Linked DNA regions of Homo sapiens: region 1 is linked to region 2. Evidence: chromatin loops called from intact Hi-C (ENCODE). Cell type or tissue: heart right ventricle. All regions are shown on one strand. Each heading gives the region's core, and the rest is flanking DNA. Links, peaks and the distances in the headings are about the cores only.

The links. Hi-C counts contacts between places; a loop is a spot of excess contacts. Peaks named below come from ENCODE experiments on the same cell type or tissue, not always from the same donor. Only the 100,000 strongest peaks of a DNase experiment are listed, where the experiment ranks them.
Region 1: it touches region 2 in a loop (6-fold over the local background); 3 of 110 quality-filtered maps call a loop at or near these places.

Annotation. Positions count from the first base shown.
Region 1 is chr2:145,078,723-145,086,356 of GRCh38, reverse strand. All of the region lies in intron 3 of LOC100505498 (a long non-coding RNA gene), which reads right to left. Among named protein-coding and RNA genes, the nearest start is that of LINC01966, 200 kb to the right of the region's middle. In heart right ventricle, for the core only: no CTCF peak of the experiment used is centred there; no DNase peak of the experiment used is centred there; H3K27ac peaks cover 1,799 bases.
Region 2 is chr2:144,516,584-144,524,217 of GRCh38, reverse strand. It overlaps ZEB2 (zinc finger E-box binding homeobox 2), which reads left to right and starts at 4,099. Exons shown (of 10, transcript NM_014795.4): 1 at 4,099-4,279; 2 at 6,799-6,940. The coding sequence starts at 6,868. ZEB2-AS1 (ZEB2 antisense RNA 1) reads right to left here and starts at 4,604. Exons shown (of 4, transcript NR_040248.2): 1 at 4,544-4,604; 2 at 4,108-4,259; 3 at 3,933-4,003; 4 at 3,319-3,464. LINC01412 (long intergenic non-protein coding RNA 1412) reads right to left here and starts at 2,350. Exons shown (of 3, transcript NR_110570.1): 1 at 2,292-2,350. LINC02993 (long intergenic non-protein coding RNA 2993) reads left to right here. Exons shown (of 2, transcript NR_136320.1): 2 at 390-674. RefSeq lists an enhancer at 6,369-6,870. In heart right ventricle, for the core only: a CTCF peak has its summit at 3,974; DNase peaks (open chromatin) are centred at 3,967 and 5,727; H3K4me3 peaks cover 4,858 bases; H3K27ac peaks cover 5,000 bases.

The DNA of each region.
Region 1 (7,634 bases), core at 1,021-6,020, 560 kb before region 2:
ATTTTTTTCTAACTCCTCCCTATTGATTTCTTCTTATAGTCTCATATGTGTCTCTTGCCTATATTCTCTGTTATTATTTTGTATCTTGCAAAAAACCCTGTGAGTTTTCTTTGTCTGTTCTCTTCTTCACTGTCTTCACTGTTCTCACCCCTCATTTTGCACACACAAAAAAATTGTTGCAGATGCAGTTAGACTGGCAGAGGCAGGATGCAGTCTAAAAACTTGATTGACTCCATTCAGATAAGGCTGCTGAGAGTTACCAAACAAACCTAGATTCCTAGGAAAAGTAAAGAGAGAGGAGTGGAAACAGATTGGACTACATTTTTTCTTAGACTCAAAGCCCATAAGCTCTTGCCCCCTATCATGTCTGTGTTAAGTGGCAGGGCTAGCTACCAGGGAGTTAAGGCCAGGAACAGAACTACTGATATGTCAGACAGTTCTGGATGACTGTATTTTGCTGAATTATGAAGTAGCAACTGCTGGAAATAATAATAGGCCTTAAAATAGCAAAAATTCCTGAAAGACTATATCAGGGAGTGACCAATTTCTATCATGTGTTGATGTCAATTTAGAACATGGATGTTCCCTAGAGAAAAAAGGAAATGAGATTCCAGACCTGCTTTTTTTTAAGTGATTTAAACTACGTACAAAATCCCTGCCAGGCTCAGTTATAGAACATACGGGAAATGTCAAGAGGCCAAATGACAGGAAAAGCATTCTGTATAATCGGGCTCCTCTCTACATTTAATGTGGGAATATGAAAATCCTCAATAGCATGGCAGTCCTGGATGTACTGGAAACCATAAAATCCCTCAGCTACAGGGTTAAGAAATAGTTTCTATAAATTAAATCCCAAGAATAAGCTGCAGAAATCTCCTAAAGAGAAAGTACAGGCAGTTAATACCCTGTAAGGTAGAATTGAAATGGTATTTTATTAGAAATCTAAGATCATGAATGCCTGAATATTGTCCTACCACCAGCCACTTCCTCTCAGTCCTATCTCCATCTTCACTTCACCTGAGATCTCTCCAGAAGATATATATGTGCAGTGGCTGTGGCTAAGCGAATACATGTTCTTCATTCCTCAGAAGTAGTAGACAAAAGCCCTGAACACCTATGCTGGCCATAAGGAGATTCCTTTTCCCTAAGCTATAGACAGAATTAAGCAGCCCAAATCCACTGACAATCCCATTTTCCCCTTTGCCTATAGATTTTAGATTACAAATTGATGACCATTCACTGCAACAGGCTCATATAGGTTTTGGCTGTCAGTGTATTGTTAGACGTACTAAATTGCTTGCAAACATTAAAAATTAGCTGGTCTCTTATTTTCAAAGCCTCACTGCTTCTTTTTCTGGGGACAGAAAACAAAGATCTGCACCGCTAGAATCAACTGCCTATCGGGGAACATCTGGGCTGCTCTGACCAGAAGGCAAACATTCCAGCCTCTGTCGCTCATTTTTTCTCTTACTCCAGGTCTATTTTCTGCATTCTCATCACACTCCTGGCTTTGGGTTTGAGACATTTGACCTAAACTCTATACCTAAAAGAGTCTTAGTCTCCTATATCTAAAAACCCCAATGACAAGGAATAATGAGTACAAAGAAAAGTACCTCAAGGGAGAAAGGGGAAAGTAAAAGTTTCTTATTCAATAAAAACCATAGTTGTCCCACCCCAGGTCTTCTCAAGATATATCCCAACCTAAAACTGCAGGAAAAGGAAGGTATGATTTTTAAAAATCTACAAAAAGACAACTGAGTTTGAGGGAGAGCAAGAGAGTGAGTGAGAAATGATGAGAGAGAGGGAGTGAGACACAGATAGATAGACTAGTACATTAACACATTAGCATTATAAATGTCTTTGACCATCAACGTTAATTCTTCCCCTTGGGAATAAAGTGCAGGAGGAAAAAAGGAGATGAGAAAAGAATCTGAAGCTTCACGGAAAGGCCTTAATCTTTAAGCTTCAGCATCTCGGCACCTCACTAGCAAAGATAGCCTCCAAGATCCTGTACCTATTTTTATATTTATAATTTTGCATTCTTCTTCTCAGGGGAGGGGGAGGTTCCAAAACTTCATACTTTTCAGGCCTCAAAATGTTATATCCATCTCTTCCCATATCCCACATTTTAAATGCCTTGACCAACATAAATTTTTTTAAAAAGATACCAAGTTTGTGTGTGTGTGTGTGTGTCTGTGTGTGTGTGTGTGTGTGACTAAACTAAGACATCCCAGACAAGGAGATAATTCATTAGTTACTAAAACCATAACTCATAGAAGGAGAATGTCTCAAAATTTACTTATTTCATGGAAGATCTTCTGGGTCATAATACCAGAGAATAAGCTATTTTTAAAGATTTACAAATAACTAAACCTGTTTTATGAATAAAGTCAGATGCACTTTTATATATATATAACATGTATATATAACATATGTATATATAAGATATATAACATATATAACATATATATATAATTTTCATAACTTAATATTTTGTGTCATCTAAGATTTGTGGAGTGTAATCTTGCCCAAGGTTTCCCCTGATCCTTAGCATATGAAAACGTACAAACTGGAGTTTTACCATAACTGGGTTTCATAGGATTGTCCCCATAAATAATTGTTGAGAAGAAAATCCTGTAAGTATAAGCTAAAGTCACAGGTATTATAAGGGTTGAGTCTGTTCTATAATCTCTAATATACTCGCATTTTTTTCATCTTTAGAAGCAACACATGTTCTCACTCATATGCAGAAGCTAAAAATGTAGATTCCATAGAAGTAGACAGTAGAATAGTAGTTATCAGAGGCAGGCAAAAGTAGAGGAAAGAGAGGGATAGCCAGAGATTGGTTAACCGATGAGGAGCTCCAGCTGGATAGGAGGAATACGTGCTAATGTTTTATGGGACTATCGGGTCACTATAATCAACAATTTATTGTATATTTTCAAATACCTAGAAGAGTAGGTTTCAAGTGTTTCCAAGAAAACAAAGAAATAATAATGTTTGAGGTGATGGCTATGCTAATTACCCTGATTTGAGCTTACATATTGCATACATGTATTGAAATATCACACTGTACCCCATAAATACATAGAATCATTATATGTCCACTAAAAATAATAATAAAAGTAAAAAAATTGCTACTGAATAAAGTTATATGCATAACAGGCGGTCTAATAAGCAAAATCTTTTCAGGTATGAAAAGTGATCATGGTGGCTGACTCTTGTAGTCCCAGCACTTTAGGAAGTCGAGGAGGGTAGATTGCTTGAGACCAGGAATTCAAGACCAGCCTGGACAACACGGTGAAACTGTCTCTATAAAAATTAACCAGGCATGGTGGTACACACCTCTTGTTTCAGCTACTTGCTGGGCTAAGGCCGGAGGATCACTTGAGCCCAGGAGGTCGAGGCTGCAGTGAGCTGTGATCACACCACTGCACTCCAGCCTCGGCAACAGAGCGAGATCCTGTCTCAAACAAACAAAACATCTTGAACTAAAAATTTGGTACTATACTTAACCTTACATTTTTCTCCTAAGTCTAATAATGCGTATTTATGCCGAAAGGAATCTTTTATTCCTTAATTTGTTTTCAAAGACAAGAAAAAAGAGTATTCCTTTTATATTTTAAAAATAGAGACATGTTATATAAAAAGTAAAAGGGTAAGCTATTGAAAGGGTAAGCTATTGAAAGCTTTTAAATAAAAATGTCTAAAAAACAATGTCTAAAATATGATTTTCCAACCACTAAAATTAGACCTTTTTTTTTTTTTTTTTGAGATGAAGTCTAGCTCTGTCCCCCAGGCTAGAGTGCATGGCGTGATCTTGGCTCACTGCAACCACTGCCTCCTGGGTTCAAGCAATTCTCTGCCTCAGCCTCTCAAGTAGCTGGGATCACAGGCACCCACCAACATGCCTGGCTGATTTTTGTATTTTTAGTAGAGACAGGGTTTCACCATCTTGGCCAGGCTGGTCTTGAACTCCTGACCTCAGGTAATCCTCCTGCCTTGGCCTCCCAAAGTGCTGGGATTACAGGCATAAGCCACCGCACCTGGCCTAAAATTAGAGCTTTATATTTGACATAGCTCTGATGTGTAAGTTACTGATATTCAAATTATATCCAATGGCATATACGGAATTTTGTGCAGAAGTGTTTTGAATATTTCCAGCTTCTCAGGCTCAATCCCCTTCGTTCAGAAAACTATTGTTCTAGACTGAAATAGAAGAATTCACTTTATTTTAACATAGGAATTTAAGCTGAAGCATAGAGCAACAGGCTGGCATATAAAGGGATTCCATCTGTCATTAGGAAATTAAAATATAATTAAATAATAATATACTGGAAATTGACAATATGCTTCCTTTATATACACGTTAAGGATTTGTCAGATGGCTGACATGGATTAAAAGCAAGGACATTCTGAAACTATCAATAATTAGTCCCTGGAATTCGATCCAAAAGAAGCAATCTTAAATGCCTCACCATTATAGGCAATATTCTTATAAGATTCCATTTGCAAAATGTATTCTTTCTTTTACTTTTTTTTTAAGTTATGTTTTGGCAAGCCTGTAGATAAAGATATAGATGCCACAATTGTAAAGTGGTACATGAAATAAATACAAACTATAAATGTGTTTTATTAAAAATGATTTGTTTTTTTTGTTTTTTTTTTTGAGATGGAGTCTTGCCCTGTTGCCCAGGCTGGAGTGCAGTGGCGCATTCTTGGCTCGCTGCAACCTCCATCTCCTGGGTTCAAGCAATTCTCCTACCTCAACCTCCTGAGTAGTAGGGATTACAGGTGCCCGCCACCACGCCCAGCTAATTTTTGCATTTTTAGTATAGACAGGGTTTCACCATGTTGGCCAGGTTGGTCTCAAACTCCTGACCTCAGGCGATCTGCCCAACTCGGCCTCCCAAAGTGCTGGGATTTCTGGGCTGAGCCACCACAACTGGCTGAAATGTTTCTTGCCAGATACATCAGATAATATATTGTTAATAGTAAAACTAGACCTATTTAGATATACTTAGATTTTTACTATCTTTAGCAGCCAAAATCTTCAGGTTTATAAGCTCATCACCAAATACAAAGTTGTATTTTGCAGCAATTAAGCAAAAAGTTTTAGCACATAAAAATAGTTAATTTCCATACGGGATATTTGGTTTTGTGCAGTCTGCTTTCTCTCTCTTTTGCTTGCTCTCTCTTTCTCTCTCTCTCTCACACACACACAATCCCAGTTCTTCTTATCACTATTGGTCTTTTGAGTCTTTTCAATTAGACATATAAGTATAGTAAGATATGTGTAATAAGAAAGAGGAGCTATTGAAGATCAATGAAAAATTGTGCCTGTGTGTGTGTGTGTGTGTGTGTGTGTGTGTGTGTGTGTGTGCGGTGTTTTCTTCCTCCTAATAATAATGTATTAAGGTTAATACTTTATTATTATATTTTTCTTGGTTGTTGCTATTCCATTTTGTTTTGCTTTTGCTTACATAGGAAGAAAGCTCTTTCTTTGACACCAAGATTTGTTTCTTAGAAAACTATCTTCAATTGTCATAACTGGATTTAATAGTATGAATACTTTCAAAACTTTTAAAAGGGACTTTCTAAAAAGTCTAGTGTTCTAAAGAAAGGGCAAGAACTCGGGCTTCAGATAGATCAGGAATTTGTCTTTGTCCAATTGTCTTAAAGAAGCTATTTTTTTCCATCTTCTTTTTTATTTTGTGAGATAATGAAATATTTAAATAACTGATACTTGGCAGAAACACTTATTCCCACAGTATTTCTTGCCAAAATGAAAGAAGAAAGATCCAAATATCAAACAAGGGATGCTGTATTTGTGAGATTATAAGCCTGATTTTGTACATGACCTCCCCCTTAAAATAAAATAAAATAAAATAAAATAAAATAAAATAAAATAAAATAAAGCAAAATAAAGCAAGGCAAAGCAAAACAAAATGATTAAAGCAGTGGAAATCTAGAAAGCTATTTGTGAAGTGATATAACCATCCTCAGTTGATGACAAAAATTAAAAATCCAAAAATATATAGCAAGAAACAATCTTGCTCTGACCATAAATGGATCAGATAACGAAATCCTCTTTCCAGTTTCAATATCTGTTCAATTTTTAAAAGGAACATAAAAGTTAGGACAACATGACCCATAACTTGTGATTATCCAAATAAAATTAAATGCCTTTAAAAAGTTTTCTACTAGGGTGGGGTGGGGGGGAACTAGGTCAAAAATAACGTGTATTCACTGGGCTTCATTTTATGAAAGGAAATGCTCTTCTGAGAAAATAAGTAATTCCATTCCATGCAGGTTTCATTTTTGTAAACATCAAATTGGCAAATATGCATTTGCTTTCTTCCCTAAGATTTGCCTTACAAAATGTTAAGGAAGAACTGACTTTACTAAGACTCCTCCATTTAATTATTGCATCCAAAATTTATTAAAGACAGAAAACAAAAACATTTGTAAGCCATGGGGACTGGTGGTAATTCAGGTACAGTGAAACCAGGAGGATCTGCTGATTCCAGATGGAGTGGATATATTCCCATGGCACCTATTACTTGCCAAATGTTTCGTAAAGCAAACACATGACCTAAAAGGTTTTGCAAGTGTGGGGTCTTCAACAAAAAAAAAAAGAAAAAAAAGAAAAAAGAAAAAAAAAGTATACACTTGCAAAAAAAAAAAAAATTCTGTTCTTATTTAAAAGTCATTTCTTAATTCCTAACCATAAGTTGTTTTTAAAAACACACACACTTTTAATATTTTTCAGCTGTCATGCCCACTTTAGTGAGTCTACATGTGTGGGTACTCCGTAAAATCTCACTGGTGGTGGCAGATGTCCCCTTTGAAATATTTCATCTGCTGCTGGGGGTGGGAAGGGGGTGTCACTTTGGTGCCATGAACGCCATTCCTTCTGAAGGCTCCAATTTAGGACAGTCTCTCTAGAGCAAAAGCAGTATTTCCTGATGTCACTCAAACCAGTGGTACAAAAAGCAAAGAAACATATGACTATGTCAAGATGAAAAAGGAATTTTAAATAATAACATATTTATGAAGCCTTTTACAACCACAAAAGAACTGCTGTAAAAAAAATCAATAATTGTTATAATTAAGGCTTGGCTATGGGAGAGTAAAAAATTATATTTGTTGTTTGAAGTGACCAAATTCTATGTGCATGGAAGCCCCACCTATTCAGGGAAGACTCGCCTAGTGGTTGGAACCCCAGATGATCTCTTCCTCCCTAGCATTCCTCTAGCAGTTTCACTCTGTACCACACATTTTAGCACTTAATTGCCTACTGTCATCCTTTATCCTCTAATTGTTTAGAGGTCTGGTAGTTTAGAAGTTTCAACTTATTTTGAGTGAATCTGTTTTTTCTTCCTTCAAGACAATTAGTGTGCTGAACAGAAGATACCCAATAAATATTTAATTGATGCATTCATTTATTCAGTAAATTTTCATAAACATCTAGTCCAGGCCAGGTTGAAAAAACGTCACTGTCCCTCGCCCTCAAGTAGCATGTATATTTCCAAAATTTTTTCTTAATGTCCCAAGAGAAAGTGACATTAAGACAATGATCTCAGAAATATGAGTATAACCACAACCAGTGTTGGGTGCTGTGAAGGAAAAGC
Region 2 (7,634 bases), core at 1,015-6,014:
GCGGGGGTTGGGGCGGGGTGTGTGGGGGGGGGAGTGGCAGAGCGCGCGGAAAATTGGGGACAACAACCAGACCTGTTTAGCATCAATAAATTAAGATGCTCATTTGGGTCCTGAAGTTTGCTGGTTCCTGTCAGTGGAGACGTTGGCAAAAGCCCTGAAGCCGAGATTCAGCCTTTACTTCAAAAAAATAAAATAAAATCAACCCCTCAGCTGGCCGCCCTGCTGGGGCCAGGTGACGTGCGAGATTCCACAGCCTGCGGGTCTCGCAGCAGGGATGTTAGGGACGGTCTGAGCTTCTCTGGTCCTGTTTTGGTTTTGTTTGAAAGGGCTTCTCAGAGAGATGCTCCTGATTTTTTTTTTTTTTAATAGACTTTCCCCTCCTATCCTAGGCTCAACTCCGAATGGATTGGATTGCGAGTCTGCACGTGAGAAAACCGTTTGGCTTGGCTTGGACCCCTGCCGCCCCCCACCTCCTCCACACACACCCAGTCCAGGGGTCCCCTTTATCACCCTTTGCTTGCAACTCCAAAAGAAGTTGCCCACCTCCTGAGTCACAACACAAGGTCGAATAATTCCTCTAGATGAAAGATCAGTTTCATTTCAAAACGAGAATAGGTTCCTTTTTTTATTTTCTCCACATGGTACAAAATAAACAGAATTTGCTTTAAAAAAAATCATTAGCTGTGGCCAAATTCGAATTCCTTCTACAGCCTGTGTGTTCAAGGGCAGAAACATTGTATCTCTTCGGGCATCTGGGCCGCCAAGCTGAGCGGGGGGAGGGGGGAGCGGCTGTGAAAGTTGAGGAAATTGACAGACTGAGAGGTGAATGGGGGGACAGGCACCAGGTCCTGGCTGGAGGGAATTGGAAAACAAAAGTGCATCCTTCTCACCCTGCCTGGGTGGAGGGAATCCTGAGGGAGGTAGTTTGTTTTGCCCATGGAAACCCCAAAGAATTATTTTTCCCCCTTCAATGTTGATTGCAATATTATTTCACATTTCCGTGTATCTGTTGTTTTAATCTCTTTCGTCTGCGCTAATCTCGAAGTGGATTATTAATGGGGAAGACAGAGAAGGAGAGATTCATTTGCAGGACTTATTTTGCTGTGTGAGGAGCCGAAAGCCAGCAGCCCCCAGTCCTCTCTCGACTTTTCTCTGCGTCCTGTGCTCCTGCATCCTCCTGATCCCACGATCCCCATTGTCCCCGAACTGGCCCTCGGACTGAGGGAGTGTTCGGAACAAATTTATATTCCGGCTTCCTCCCGACCCCATCACCTCTGCCACGTTGGGAACTCTCTCGGCCAAATGCCTGGGGAGGGGCGTGCCAGTCAGGAACCAGGGGCAAGGCAACCTAGCCGCAGCGCTCACCCCTCGCGGAGACCCTTCCCGTGCCACCATCCAAATATCTACCTTCATGGGAACCTGGAAGACTGCTTTTTCACCCCAAATCAAATACTGGCTAGTCGGAACTCCCAGTGATAAATGTTGGGGACTGCCTCCTGCCACTTGAGCAATTCCTGAGTCCAGGGTAATCAGATGATTAGGTGTTTTTAATGGAAATACTTAGGGTTTTTTTTTTTTTTTTTAAGTCAGATCCTAAGTAACCTGACATTTAATATACATAATAAAGACAAGTGTTTTGTTAGCTATTCGATTGGATCCTTTGACCTGAGGTTATGCTTGTGTGTGTGTCTGGTCTGTAAGCCTCCAATGGCTACCTGGGTGCCTGAAGAGGAGTCTTGCCTGTAATAACTCTATGCAAAGGGCTCCTTCTTCCTTAGGAGTGGTGGAAGGGTGGCTGTAAAGCAAACGTCTAGAGAAAGCTGGATTCCAATCTTTTAAATTAAAAAAGAGGAAAAAAAGGAAGAGGAAGAAAAATGGACATGAACAGTGGTGCTAAATCTCAGAAGAGGAACTTGATAAGTCACACATATATTTAGTATAGATATATAATAATGAAAGAAATGTAAAATATAAAATTAAGAATGTGCCTGACCCATGTTGAAAATCTTTGATTTTATTTATTAATAATTTTTAAGCTGAAGATCCTGAATGCCTTTCTTCTATAGACACTTTATCTGTGATGGGGTGGGGGGAGAGAGTTAATTTATCCAGCAGCTATTTTCATTATAATAAATACTTAAATTAGGAAAGAGGTGAGTAACCAACTGTGAAAATCTACTTTCTTGCATCCTAGAACAAGATCTAGCTGTGGTCGTGCTAGGTAGCTATTAACCACCCCCACCCCACTCCCCCGCCCCGCAAAAAAAAATACAAAATACAAAGACGTATACCTCTGGGAGTGTGGATGTGGCAACCCATGTGGTGGCTTGTCCCTCCTTTGAGTGCAATTGCCAGTGACTCTTGCATTCAAAGTCTTGCTTTAGGCACACATTCAAAGCACAGTTCAAAGCAGTTTATCTTAATATAGTGTTGGATCAGGGTATTATTTGTTTCAGATTTCATCAGACTGGAAACAGGAGGGTGTAACATATTTAACAATATTAAAGCTTAAAAATTGGTGTGAGGCAGCTCTCTGGTCCTCTTAACACCTCCACCTTTACCTTTCCGAAGAATCCTAAATGCTGTGAGGCTAGAAGTTTATTTGTGCTCTGAGGTTCTCAAGCACTTTCACTCTTTAGGAAAAAAAAAAAAGTCTCACAGTTATTTAAGAAATTGAGCCTGAACCATCCGAGGATAGGAGATTTCTTCCTTTTCCGATAAATGCCTGTGCTCAGCATCCTCAAATTTGGCTGTCTTTATTTACTTCTATATTAGTTCCAATTATGTGCAGTGTAAACCAGCTTTTTGATTAACAAAACAGCAGAGCATTGGTTAAGAACACTTAAACTTCAAAAAAATTCCCCTGGGAAGTGGGCTCTGAATTGGTTAATAATGTGCAGTACTTGCTAAATTGCTGACTTCCAGATGTGGAAAATATCTTTCTTGTTTAGGACCTATGTAACCTGATTGGATTACGACAGAAGCGTCACGTTGGAAGCTTTTGAGTGATTATTTAATTAACCATACAGTAGAAAGCTGTATTCTCCAGGAAATCCCTTCCATATTTGCATAACCAATCCCTTCAGAGCAAAGGTGGAGTCTTTTCTTTTTAATCTTACTTTAATTGTAATATCAAAAAATATATACTCCAAAACTTAGACCCCATGCCGTTTAATATCATGCTCTCCCTTCCCTGCTAAGTTTCTCTATGGCCTTTCTCGTTTCTCCTCCTGCCTCCCTACACACTCTCCCTTACTTTGTAGTGAGGTCTCCCCGAGGTGTAGAGAGATTCAGAGATCGGCCAACCGAGTGTTCTATTTTAATTTACTTAGAGACCCTTTATTAAAATGCCAAACTACTTTTTAATATTGGGATCCAGTCCAGAAATTCATCATGCACACACCCTAATACACATGCCCTAAGATGCAGCTCCCATGCAGCATTTTTTTTTCTGGCTCTGGTACCTAAAAAGAAAAAAATAACAATAAGAGAAAGGGCAGAGAACTTTGTTCCAGAAGCTGTACTGAGATACCTACACAATTTGATGTGCATCTCAAATCTGGTCATTAGAGATATCTGTATAAGAAGAGACTATCTGGATTGAGGACCCGGGATCTTTCCCTTTAACTTTCGCCCCTTGGAGTTCTCCAGTTCTGTGAATGGTGTGCACCGTTTTCCGCCCTGTACTCTGTAGGATTTAGTGATGAGGATAATGATGCCAAAGGCTTGACGGGCGGGGAGGGGGGGGTGGAGGGGGGGAGAAGGGAGGGAGGGGGGAGGGAGGCGAAGGCGAAAGGGAGGGAGAGGAGGAAGGGAGGGAGGTGGAATTTCATTTCTTCCACTAAAGCGTTTGCGGAGACTTCAAGGTATAATCTATCCCAGATCCTTTCCCAGAGAGAAACTTGGCGATCACGTTTTCACATGATGCTCACGCTCAGGGCGCTTCAATTATCCCTCCCCACAAAGATAGGTGGCGCGTGTTTCAGGGTCTCTCGTCTCTCTCCTACAGAAAAGAAAAAGAAAAAAATGTCATTAGAAGAGGCGTAACACGTCAGTCCGTCCCCAGGTTTGTGTTTCCTGGAGTGGCCGAAAGAGATCAGTTCTAACCTGCTCTGCAGGAATAACGGTCCTGCCTCCCGACACTCTTGGCGAGGTTTTTGTACAGTTTGCTCCGGGAGCTGTTTCTTCGCTTCCACCTTTTTCTCCCCCACACTTCGCGGCTTCTTCATGCTTTTTCTTCTCACCATTTCTGGCCAAAACTACAAACAAGACTTCGCAGGTAGGTTTTTTTTCCTCCCCTTTTCTCTCTTTTTATCCCTTTTTGGTGTGCTCGTCCTCCATCCTCCTTTTCTAATTTTCTCATTTTGAGTGGGGATGTGAGTCTGAAGTGAGAAGGGGTGTCCGTGGGTAGGAATTTCAGGTGGGTTTAGCTCCTTTATGGCAAGCTTTTCTCAAGAGTGGCTTCTTCGCTTTCTCTTACACTCACACTCTCTCTCCTTGCTTTTCTCTCCTTTTTCCCTCCCCCAAATAATTTCCCCTGTACCTGTTCATTCAGGTAACCAAAGGTGTCCTTTGCTATCCAGCCCAGGAAAAGTTTTATTGAGAATTATATGGCTGGAATAAAAACTCATCAAGGGGAGAGGTCCTGCTCTATTTTCGCATCTAGTTCCAATTCATTATATTCAGCAATTAGGACTTGGCAAATACCTGTTAATAATTACAAAACTTGGTCAGTTACAGACCTACAAATTCGGGGGCAAGTCTTTCTCTTAGACATGGCAGTTCATCCTCTCCCACCGAGAAGGCTGTTTTCTAAGCAGAAAGTTGTCTGTTTTTGTCTGCTTAGCGAGTTTCATTTCTTTATTTCATTCTTTGTGTGTGTATGTGTGTGAAGTAACACCTCACTTCTGTGATTATAAATAAAGAAGTGAAAGTCCTCATGGAACTTGAGTCGTTTACCAAAGTGGAGGGGGGGGCACTACAGCTGGGAAGAAAACTGCTGTCAGGATATCAGGGTTTTAAATTAGGATAACTTTTAAAATTGTATTTTTAGTGGCAAAGTAATATAGACATGGATTTAATAGAAGACACATACACACATATATCCCATTCCATACTTTGGCACTGAAAAGTCGAGAGAGAGATAGCAGGAGTTCCCAGGAACAGTGATGAGCCCGGCTAACATGAATGTGTTTATCTCCCACCTACTGATATATTTTACATGCTCCCCCTGTAATGATGAAGGCAAGATTACTAACTCCAGACTTAGGAGTAACAGGCAAAGATAAAGTTTACAGCACAAATGCCCTGTCTCTCTCTCTCACACACACACATGCCCATAAAACTAGCAACTTACTTTATTAAACATGTATTTATATGCAGTCGTGTGTCTCAGGATGAATATAGACAGGCCAGCTGTTTCATCCCAGACACTTGTGTGACCATTTCTTTATTTCAGGATTTCCCCTAACAATTTCAAATCAATAGGACAAGGAAAGAAATGATAAAATATGTCAAACTTAAAAGTCTCCTACTATGTATGCCTAGGTAAATTTAAGGTGCTTTCTAAAATATCCACTTCCCCTTCTCTCTGCCCCCCTCCCTTCACCCCTCTCAGCAAATGTGTGGAAACTGATACTCACTTTCCAGGTTTTCTGCAAAGCTTCTAGCACAGGAGACAATAGGTGTGGGGCGTGGGGACTGAGTGTGCCCGGCAGAGAAAGGGTTAATGGCCCTTGTGTTACAGTTTGCATCTGTTACATCTTTTATAGCCCCCTGTTTAAACTAATCCTCGAGGCACAGCATCTTCCCAACCTCCACCGAGTTTTCAGGATTCTCCTCCTCTCCTGCCTGCCTCCGAGGTCCCCCTTCTCCAAGTTTTGACAGTTTCAACTGAAAAAATGCAGCGCCTCTCTCGATTTTTAGGTACAAAAGTTTCGAAGCCAGAAAGGATACGATCATTTAGTAGAGCTTAAAAGTATTGCCGTAGTGGTTGGACTTTCTCTTTCCTTTCTTAAGGGAAAAAAAAAATTCTACTGGAACTATTTAAGGGAACCAGTGTGGGGGAGCATGTGTGTGAGTGAGGTGGGGGGAAATACTTAAGTAAATATTGTCAAAGTGGCGAGGGGGGGTGGGGTAAAGGACAGTGTCCAAAGAGGCTTATAATTATATTTATCATTGCGGCGTAAAACGGGAAATCTTAATTTGGGGGCGAGGGTGGGGGGAGGAAGAGACAGTGCCTCGATAAACTCCAAAAGGGGAGGGGAGGGGGCGCTGGGCGAGTGGGCTTCCTATAATTACTATTATCAATTTGCCCGAGTGTGCTTCATCCAGGGGCTGTTTCGCGTTGTTTGTTTGTTTGTTTCCTCTGGGAATTGGGGGGTGGGGGGATGAGAAAAGATGAGAACGAAAAGAAAACCTCGCCTCACCCCAAGTTCCCGAGCCGGGGGCTGAGGACTTTTCGAAGGAAAGGGTCCGCCTAGCCCTGAGTCAAGCGGTCTTACTGTACCGCCGTGTGCATTCCCTCATACGGTCAGGAGTTATGACTCATTTTGAAGATGTAATTCTTGTCTCTCTGATCCCCTCGCGGGTGCAACACACCAAACAGTAACAAACACAAAGCGCCTCGGGGCCAAGGCTGGGGGTGGGGGGCGGGGAGGGGGCCGCCGAAGTTTCGCTTTGGCGTTGGGGGGCGCGGATGGGTGCTCGCCGGGGCCCTGGCCCGGCTCCCCTGGGCGGCCCGCGCGCGTTTCAATGGGCGCGGGCGATGCCCACATTGTCGCTGTGTTTGGTTGCTAGATCGAGCCTGCGTGCTGCCGAAGCAGGGCGCCGAGTCCATGCGAACTGCCATCTGATCCGCTCTTATCAATGAAGCAGCCGATCATGGCGGATGGCCCCCGGTGCAAGAGGCGCAAACAAGCCAATCCCAGGAGGAAAAACGGTAAGAAGCAGCCCGAACCAAACTTTTCCGGGCCACTACGCGGCTCGAGACCCAGGGAGAAGGAGGGGGAAAGGGAAAAGGAACCGAGGCGGCGGCGGCGGCGGCGCCCAGGGCTCTAGGGCGAGCCTCCCTCCGCGGCCGGCGCCGGAGCCCGGCGCGCGCGGCGGCTGGACCGGGGGGTGTTGGGGAAGTGCCGGGCAAAGTGAGCGTCAGGCACCCGGGGGTCCGAGCGCGGGGGTCCGGCCGGGGCCCCGCGCCCCCAGCCCCGCTGCCCCCCTCGAGCCCCTGCCTCCGCCCTCCCTCCGCCTCCGCCTCCCGCTCCGCTCGCGCCCGGCCCGCCGGGTCTCCGGCCGGGCTTCGGGAGCGTCCGCCTGGGGCAGGGCGGGGGCCCAGGCGCTGGATCGCGCAGGATCCCGGGGCGGGGGCGGGGGTGGCAGAGAGACTGCGAAGGCAGGAGAGGGGAACCGGGTCTGCGCCTCAGCGAGGCTTAAAGTTTCTTGCCGGAGTCGCCCGGCCGCTTCTCGGTGCGCCAAGTAACGGTCCGCGGGCAGCGGGGCCCGGCCCATCGCGCCCAGACCCCGGGGTGGGAGGGAGTCGGCCGGCCCCGCGCGGGGTCCGGTGGGGTCGATGATGGCTCGGGGACGGATGACTCCTCTCCAGCAGGCTCTGCCCCCAGGCCGGGGACTGAAGGAGT